Linked DNA regions of Homo sapiens: regions 2 and 3 are each linked to region 1. The links are chromatin contacts, found by Hi-C or POLR2A ChIA-PET in ENCODE. All regions are on one chromosome and are shown on one strand. The core of a region is the stretch at or near the end of the contact, and the rest is flanking DNA. Distances in the headings are between cores, read along the strand shown. Region 1 overlaps RALGAPA2 (Ral GTPase activating protein catalytic subunit alpha 2). Region 2 overlaps RIN2 (Ras and Rab interactor 2). Region 3 overlaps RIN2 (Ras and Rab interactor 2).

Region 1 (2,866 bases), core at 335-2,834:
TTGACGTTGGACGTTGCAAAAAGTAATGAGCTTTCAGTAGAGTTTGTATAAGAATGGGAGGGAAAAAAGAAGAAGAAGAATGGGAAAAAAATGTTGGTAGACCTGTACCCTAGACACTTGGGAAGCACCTTACAAAAAGAAGAGTTCAGAGGAAGAAATAGCATATTCCCCTGGGTGGGCTGAGACTGTAAAAGGGAATGAGGAATTAGAGATTTTTAATAAGGGGATTTTTATTAAAAACTTAAAATTATTCCTCTGAGAAAGAAAAAGGGGAGGCCTGGAGGAGCAACCAATATAGCTGCACAAGGTTGCGTTCTCTGATGCGTTCATAGTTAAAATACTCACATCAAGATTCAAAGAGGAGCTCTTGACTCTGTAAATTAGCAGGTGGGCACTGTTAGCCAGTATCTGAATGACTTCCGTCTTCTCTATCACATCTCCTTCAAATGGGAAGGGACAGAGAAGTGCCTAAGTGGATAAATTAAAACTCAAGTCGCTAAGAATACAATCAATCAATCAATCAATCAATCAATCAATGGCTCTTGCACCTAAGCTCCAGACTGCAGGGCCACGTGTATCTGGCTGTAGAACAAATAATCTCAGAACCACAAGAAATATTTTTTTAGAAATCATGTAGAATAAAGGATGTACCCAAAATTGGAAACAGGAAAATATTTTGTTTTCAAAAAGGATTAAAGGATGAATTTTGGAATGTTGCATGGATCCTTTGTAAAATTATTAGACTAGGTTACTAAATAGCCTGTGAGCCTTCAGAAATGAATATGTTGACAAAGTATCCGGAACACACTTACTGTGTGTTTTATAAGATTACTATTTTCGGAGATTAGAGGAAGCATATACATCTTGATTTTGGTAAAATATAAAATAAAATACTATCATCTGGCAGGTATAAGAGAGAAATATGGGCCCCTGAGAGTTGGGTGATTTCACTGTGACCAAATCTAAAATACATTAATTCATGGGCACCAGTCAGCAAGAAGCTTTGTGTGTCTTGTATGGTTTCGATGCCACAGCTTTGCTGTTAACCCGTCTTCCAGTCAGCAGTTTTTTCAGTAACTTTCATAAAGGTCTAAAACATGTTTATCAAGCCACCATTTGTCAGAAAGCTGAGAGGGTTAACTAATTTGACACGATGCAAAGTCACACATTAGGATTATCTCAACAGATGAGAGACTTCCAGGCCCAAGCCAGCAAGATGAGGTTTAAGAGGGCAAAATGTAACGTTATGTACTGGGCTTTGGATAATCAGCTGCCTGAGTACAGGGTGAGAGTGATGTGGTTTCATAGCAGTCATTGTGAACAATGTCTGAGGATTTCGGTTGGCCACAGATTGGAGATGAGAGATGAGAGTGATGCAACAGCCAGCCACACCAGCATTCTCTTGAGACCTCTGCATAGGAAACATGAGGTCCAGTCACAGGAACTACGGCCTGTGCTCCTGCAGCCTCAGGGAGCATCCAAAGGTGGTGTGCAGCCCTGGGGCCACATTTTAAAAGGGACCTCGACCAACCCAGAGCCAATCCAGAGAAATTGTAACCAAATGGAGAGCCATTAAAACCAAGAAGTAATTGTTTCAGGAGTCTGAGAGGTATTAAAAGAGGATGGCAGTCTGCAGAACTGTGACCAGTGAATAGAAGCAACCAGGAAGCAGCTTTATCTCAGTGTCAAGTCAAACATTCAAAAACCAGAGTGGGCAGACCAGCTGCCAGCACACCAAATCCAGCCCACAGATGGGCTTTGTTTTAACTGCAGTTGTCCTCCTCACATTACCAAAAAACTAAACTAAAAATTGAGTTTGTCAGCCATGCTGAAAAATTGGGAGAGTTTGCATTTTTAAAAAATCTAGACTTTTGACTTCTCCTGAAGAATCAGAATATCTGACCCTATGGGGCCTTCCTTCTACTGACAGCAGTCTCTCCACAGAATATGTGCTGTCACGGTCACCACAGTCCCTCCTGGTGTCTCCCCAGTGCTGAGGCCTGGTGCCAGGCACCACCACCATGGCACCCACCATTTGGTCTCTCTGAGTTGGTGAGAGGGCTAATGGGCCAAGCAGGTAAAACAGTGCCTGTTCCTTGGTGAAAGCCCAGCAAACGTTACCTGCAATTGTTGTATATTATCAGCCTGGCCCTTGCAGATACTGGAGTTTCAAACCTCTGTTGTAAAAATGGAACCACCTAACTGTGGAGTTAGGCCTCAGGAAATATTTACTTTTTTACCATTGTGGGTATTAAAATAAAGGCTGGTAGAATGCTGTTCATTCAGTGCCTTGCAGAAGGTCCTCTTCTGTGTGAAAGGCTGGTTCCCTGGGGTAGGAGCTGCCCTCCACTCTTGGTGCATGGAAATGAGGCCCGTGAGAAGTGCGAAGGTGCAGGAGAAATCTCGAGAGAAGGTGGTACACTCTGCTATTTTTGCTATAGAGTGACATCTCACTGTTAGAAAAAAGACCATCCCTTCAGAAGTTATTCTCAACCTCACAGCCTGTGGAGAAACCAGGCTGATGCTCCCCCTAGGGGAATATCAGGAACAGCCTCATTCTTCCTTCTTTCTCTCTTTCCCCCCTCTCTCAGCTCCATCCCCAGTGGGTCACTGCATCTCACTACCAACCATCATAGGGAGCGTGCTGCTTCCCACTGGGATGACCCCTAACCTGGGAGTCTCCTCTCAGCCACTCTGCTATACCCCACCCTTCACACTGCCCTTGAGGCCCTCCTGTGCCAAGGACCCCTCACCCTCCCATAGTCGTCTCTGCTCTGACTCACTCCTTGCCAGCCTGAACCTCCTCTATCCTCTGTCTCAGATGTGGCACTCTTGCCACAGTGCTGGCTTTCCCAGTGGGGGCCTT
Region 2 (2,839 bases), core at 229-2,728, 520 kb after region 1:
GAGATAGAATCTTGCTCTGTCACCCAGGGCTGGAGTGCAGTGGTGACACAATCTCGGCTTACTGCAACCTCTGTCTCCCAGGTTCAGACAATTCTTGTGCCTCAACCTCCCGAGCAGCTAGGCAAGCGCCACCATGCCAGACTAATATGTGCATTTTTAGTAGAGACGGGGTTTCGCCATGTTGGCCATGCTGGTCTCGAACTCCTGGTCTCAATCAATCCTCCCACCTTGGCCTCTCAAAGTGGTGCTGGGATTCCAGGTGTGAACCCCGGCGCCGGCCTGGGAAGATCATCCTGTAGATACATCTACATGCTGTTGCTCAGCTTCCTCATTACTGAGTTCAAGCTACTTGGAATGTCTCCTGCCATATCTGGCTCCTACCTACCTACCTGTCAAACTGGGTTCAAATCCTCATCCCTTATCTCTTTCAGCTGCAAGTAATCTGTGGCCCATCACATTCCTTCCCTACTGTCCCCACACCTCCAGGGCCCCTACCCCATTCCACTCTGGTCAGACTTCTCTCCCTTACTAGCCTGGCCTCATCCCCAGCCCATATTCAGGCCTAGCCCTGTGCAGGAATTAATAAAAGGTCTGCTTTAGGCATGACCAGGGGCCTGAGGAGGAGGTGATCTGCAGACAGCAAGGTTTACGGAAGAGGAGGAGCTTAGCGGGCAGGGAGAAATATTCTTAGGGGCACTGGGCAGTTTCTTTCTGAGGCCCCCTAACAAATAGAATCCGCTGCTCAGCTCCAGCCTCAGGAGACAAAGCGTTCTTGTTTCTGTGCTTATCAGGAAATGGGCGGCAAAAATCACCACAGCTACCAAGAGCCACCTGGCCTTTGGCCATCTCTGGGGCAAGAAAAGGAGGCAGCTCCAATCCTTCCAGAAAAACAAATCCTTCCTTATTGCTCATTAATTTCTCCCATGGACACCCCTTCTAAGCTCAAGTCAACTAGCAAGGAGTGGGCTTTGAGTGGCTTTGGTTGTAAAAGTCAATGATGTTCCTGCAGTCTACATAGTGAAAAAAAAAATGATAAGAAAGATAAAAAGAAAAGTCAGTGATGAGCTTTAGTGTAGAATTACAATAATTCTATGCCCACCAATACCAGACATTGGAGACCAGTGCTCCATCCAAGGTCTCCAAATACAGAATGCTTTATTCCAGCACGGAGAATGAGATTTAGGATTCCAACAAAAGTGGCCTGCTGAGTGCAGGAGAAAGTAGAGGGTAGACAGTCCTGGCAGGAAAGTGCTCTTGGATAAAGGCAGGTGCAGTGCATGAGGTCTGAAGAAACCCCAGTGGGAACCCCACACACAGCTTCAGGGGCTTTCACATTCAGTCATCAATTTATCCGGAATCAAAGCCACCCACCTCCTGCCCATGTGAGTGCACTGAAATCACAATGCTATTTTTGGTAAGGCATGTCATAGTTTCAATGGAATCAACCCTGATTCTAGTCTCCCTCAGCCTCCTAATCTTCAGCGGTTAGGTGGAAAGAGGACTCCAAGTCAGACTTGAATCAGAGCCTCAGCACTGCCCCTTCATCACTGTGAGGCCTGCACCCATTACCATGCACTGTTTAATCTCAGTTTCCCTGTGTCTAAAAATGGATTCTTGCTGAAAAAAGGAATCTGTTAGCAAAACAAATAAACAGAACCTGAAAAGAACTTCTGATTCTAAGTGCCTGGACTGTCTTTGAAACTATGAGTAATGGTTCCGCTCCATGGGAGTTTTCAGGATGACTTCTTACCGTCTTCTAATTTTTGGATAGTCACAAAAAGAAAGCAAGGCAATGTGTTTCCATTCTAGGACTGACAAATCCTGTGGTATTAACACAACTCTGGAGCTTGTTTTGGCAGCATTTCATGTGACCTGGGAGAAAGCAAAACCCCAAAGCTTCTACAGGCCAGCTTCCAGCAGGTCCTGGAAGCAGGAGAGTTCTCCATCTACCATTAGTGTCTAGGCTCAACCTGGACTCTGGTATTGCCATCCTCAACTTTCAGATGGAAAAAGAAAAAAAAAAGCCACTTCTCTTGATATTTTTGTGTTAAAATTTCCATGTATATCATGCTTCTCCAGGAGCTTCCCTTCAGCTGCATGCCAGACTAAAATCTTTTTCCAGGCTGTTGTCTTAACCAGCTGCAATGGCAAGAAAGATACACCCTGGGATGTGGCATTGCCGGAGGGCCCAGGCTTCTAGCTACAAGAGGCCAATGCAGGGGTCATCTTATGAATCAAGGATGAGACAGAAGTCAAGAGTCTTGTGCCCACCATGGTCCTGATCTTGGGGCAGTAGATCCTTGACCATGTATCAAAAGGAACACAAATATACACCTCAAATGCCAAGCTGCAGCCAAGATGCCTGGATAGGTGGGAGATGAAGCCAGGACTTAGCGGGGTTGGGAGAAGAGAGGTGGTGGGTCTGGGATCAACAACTTGTGGAAGAATATTAGTACCAGAGGCCCCTTATGTAGAGAGACAGAAAATAATGGCCCATACTGAAGATATCTATCAACTAAAAATCTTTGGCACAGGACAAATTCCAATTTGTGTTAAAGACATACACACACACAGAGCAAACAAAAAATTCCCAGAAAAACTTCAACTTCAAAAATACATAGAAGTTGATATCCAATGATTTCTTAACACCTTCAGACATAAAAATATTTCTTTAGAATTTTGAAGTTCAGAACTTGAGTCTAGTTATAGGTAAAAAAAAAAAAAAAAAAAAAAAAAAAGGATATTGAAATGGAATTAAACATGTCTCTGTAATATTCTATTAGTCTGGAGAAGAAGGGAAACCCCAATCCATTATTCTGGACACGGCAGGACCCTGGCC
Region 3 (3,192 bases), core at 190-2,689, 560 kb after region 1:
GGCACTCCCCTCCTCATACCCATCACCGCTTCCGATAGCACTAAGAATGGAATCCCAGTGTTCACCTGGCTGGCATGACTGGCATCCTGCCCCTCCTGCCCTTCCGGCCTGCCATTCATTATACTTGCCACCCTTTTTCTCCCTCAGAGCCTCAGATGTCACTCCAGGCCTTTAAACATGTGGCTTCCTTATCCGGGAATGCTCTTCCTTTCGTCTCTTTCTCTCCTGCACAGTTCAGCTTAAAGTCACCTTTTCAGGAAGACTTTCCCTACCCCAATGTGAGTAGCCCTGCCCCTCATCCCCATCCTTCAAGTTCAAGTTTCTCCAATTCTGATTTGCTTCCCCCAGCACCGCATACCCGGTGCCCAGGGCTGGCCTCACCATTGTAGGTGTGGAATCAATACTGGCTGAATAAATGAACCATATATAGGCAGCGCATACAGATGTGTGCTACACATTTTTTTATTCATCCAGCAAATATATATATATATTTTATATATATATATATATATATTTTTTTTTTGAGACGAAGTCTCATTCTGTCACCCAGGCTGGAGTGCAATGGCATGATCTCAGCTCACTGCAACCTCTACCTGCTGGGTTCAAGCAATTCTCCTGCCTCAGCCTCCCGAGTGGCTGGGATTACAGACGTGCGCCACCACACCTGGCTAATTTTTGTGTTTTTAGTAGAGACCAGGCTGGTCTTGAACTCCTGACCTCAAGTGATCTACCCGCCTCGGCCTCCCAAAGTGCTGGGATTACAGGCATGAGCCATGGCGCCCGGCCCATCCAGCATATTTATTGAACACCTGCAATTACCGGCCAGGTACTGAGCTCAGCCCAGGTAATACAAATTCAGTAAGACACTCTCTCTGTCCTCAAGGAGCATGCAGGACACTGGGTGCTAAATACATGATCACAGTCTTCTTGCTTTCATTTCCTTTACTTCTGGAAAGCCTGATTCAGAGATAGTTGGAGAAACCTCAAGAAACACAAATTTTATTTCCTAATTTACAGTGCAGACCAGGATTTCTCAACATCAGCATTGTTAGAATTTGGGGCTAGATAATTCTTTGTCGTGGGGGCTGTCCTGGTCATTGGAGGAAGTTTGGCAGCATCTCTGGCGTCTGCCTACTAGAGACCAGTAGCATCCCCATCCCAGTGGTGGCAACCAAAAATATTTCCAGAGAACCAGTGGTCAAGGTGGAACCAGCTGTCCCGGAACAGAACCCCAAGTGACCTGTGTCTTTGAGACCCTGAAACAAGCCTAGAATCTGGAAGTAGAATGAGAAAGGAAGAAACACCCCTGGCACGCTCCCAACAGAACATAAACAACACAGACACAATGTAAACACCAACTATTCAAGGCCACTAGGGAACAGGTCTGAAATGACAGAACAGAAACCAGGATGCTGAAACCACAAAAACGACGAAATGGCCCCCTCTTTCGACACACACGAGCGCTGGCTGCTCCTCCACCGATGATCCCTCAAGCTCCCTTTATTTCCTCCCCTTCCAGATAAAGACCATCAAGCTACCCCTAGCAACAAATTACCCTCACTTCCTGACAACATCTTAGCCCTCCTGTAGAGTTACTCAAGAAAATACAGGATGCTAAGTTAAATTTAAATTTTATTTTATTTTTATTTATTTTATTTTTTTGAGACAGAGTCTCGCTCTGTTGCCCAGGCTGGAGTACAGTGGCACAATCTCGGCTCACGGCACGCTCCGCCTCCTGAGTTCATGCCATTCTCCTGCCTCAGCCTCCCGAGTAGCTGGGACTACAGGGGCCCGCCACCATGCCCGGCTAATTTGTTGTGTTGTTAGTAGAGACGGGGTTTCACCGCGTTAGCCAGGATGGTCTCAATCTCCTGACATTGTGATCCACCCACCTAGGCCTCCCAAAGTGCTGGGATTACAGGCGTGAGCCACCGTGCCCGGCCAAATTTAAATTTTTGATAAATAATGAATAATGTTTTTTAGTATAAGTATGTGCTAAATATTGCATAGGATATACTTATGCCATATCTGGAATTCAAGTTTCACTGGTGTCCTGTATATTTTATTTGCTAGATCTGCAACCCCACCTTCCTTAGAATTACCCAGCGCAAGCAGAAACCCTGTAATGAGCTCCCCCAGCTCCCTCGGACTGAGAACCTCCTATGCCTCTGTCAGTGGGCATTCTCTCTGTCTGCACAAGCTCATAAACCTAACTTTGAGGAAGGATGTCCTCCTGGTGGCCTTTGAGAAGAATCATCCCCACCTTTTGCTATAGGAAACTCAGAGATGGCCATCGGAAAGAGGTAGTGGTGGGTGGCCAGCAAAGGACAGCGGTGAGGGACAGGTGCAGTGGGAAAGTTCAGAGAGGCTCAGCTCACTAGCATCCAGCCCAGGGAGCACTCCATGGAAGGTGGTGGGAGGAGAGACTGCCTGAGTCTCATTTCTGAGCTGGCTGAGGCACAGAGTCAGCATCTCAAGGACTCAAGGAGAGTCGGAGGAGTCCAATGAGTGCTGGGTCCTGTCTCTATGAAATTCCTCCCAAGTTTATATACAGTGTCCACGGAGCCACCACATACTTCACAAACTGTGTGGCAAGTTCTTCATGCCTCAGTTTTCTTAACTGCAAAAGGGGGATAATAATATTGTGAGGATTAAATAAGTTAATGGTTTTAAAGTGCTTAGAACAATGCCTGGAACAGTGTGTTTGCTCAATTTTTTTTTTTTTTTTTTTTTTTTTTTGAGACAGAGTCTCGTTCTGTCGCCCAGGCTGAAGTGCAGTGGTGCCATCTTGGCTCATCACAACCTCCGCCTCCCGGGTTCGAGTGATTCTCCTGCCTCAGCTTCCTGAGTAGCTGAGATTACAGGCGCCTGCACCACACCCGGCTAATTTTTGTGTCTGTAGTAGAGACGGGGTTTCACCATGTTGGCCAGGCTGGTCTCAAACACCTAACCTCAAGTGATCTGCTGGCCTTGGCCTCCCAAAGAGCTGGGATTACAGGTGTGGGCCACCGCACTCGACCTGTTTATTAGATTAAACATAAATATTACAAAGTAATTGAATAAGGAAGAAGGCTGGGCTGTGCCTAGGGAGTGGCACCAAAATAGTTGATTTTACCTAAATGTCAAACAACAAAATGTCTGTTTTTTCCATTTGATCATTTGTTCCTTTGGCTAATGGCAGTGTATACCAAC

What was found. Hi-C counts contacts between places; a loop is a spot of excess contacts on that map. ChIA-PET counts read pairs that join two places held with the same protein, here RNA polymerase II (POLR2A). Pooled maps may share reads with other maps.
Region 2: a loop to region 1 is called in a map with no recorded cell type, with 11 times the contacts of the local background. The contact joins two enhancer-like sites. A Hi-C loop is called at or near these places in 4 of 37 single-sample maps with no recorded cell type and 1 of 50 pooled maps. POLR2A ChIA-PET finds 5 or more read pairs at or near these places in 1 of 52 experiments (AG04450).
Region 3: a pooled map shows a loop between it and region 1 (3-fold over the local background). The contact joins two enhancer-like sites. A Hi-C loop is called at or near these places in 1 of 37 single-sample maps with no recorded cell type and 2 of 50 pooled maps. POLR2A ChIA-PET finds 5 or more read pairs at or near these places in 1 of 52 experiments (WTC11).

The regions. Positions count from the first base shown.
Region 1 is chr20:20,465,234-20,468,099 of GRCh38, reverse strand. The region is part of intron 37 of RALGAPA2 (Ral GTPase activating protein catalytic subunit alpha 2); the gene reads left to right. Among named protein-coding and RNA genes, the nearest start is that of INSM1, 99 kb to the right of the region's middle. Within about 2 kb of position 1,584, at least 4 of the 41 ENCODE cell types and tissues checked have a DNase peak (open chromatin) inside an H3K27ac peak, as active enhancers do.
Region 2 is chr20:19,943,875-19,946,713 of GRCh38, reverse strand. All of the region lies in intron 4 of RIN2 (Ras and Rab interactor 2), which reads right to left. Among named protein-coding and RNA genes, the nearest start is that of NAA20, 72 kb to the left of the region's middle. Within about 2 kb of position 1,478, at least 8 of the 41 ENCODE cell types and tissues checked have a DNase peak (open chromatin) inside an H3K27ac peak, as active enhancers do.
Region 3 is chr20:19,901,563-19,904,754 of GRCh38, reverse strand. All of the region lies in intron 3 of RIN2 (Ras and Rab interactor 2), which reads right to left. Among named protein-coding and RNA genes, the nearest start is that of NAA20, 110 kb to the left of the region's middle. Within about 2 kb of position 1,439, at least 13 of the 41 ENCODE cell types and tissues checked have a DNase peak (open chromatin) inside an H3K27ac peak, as active enhancers do.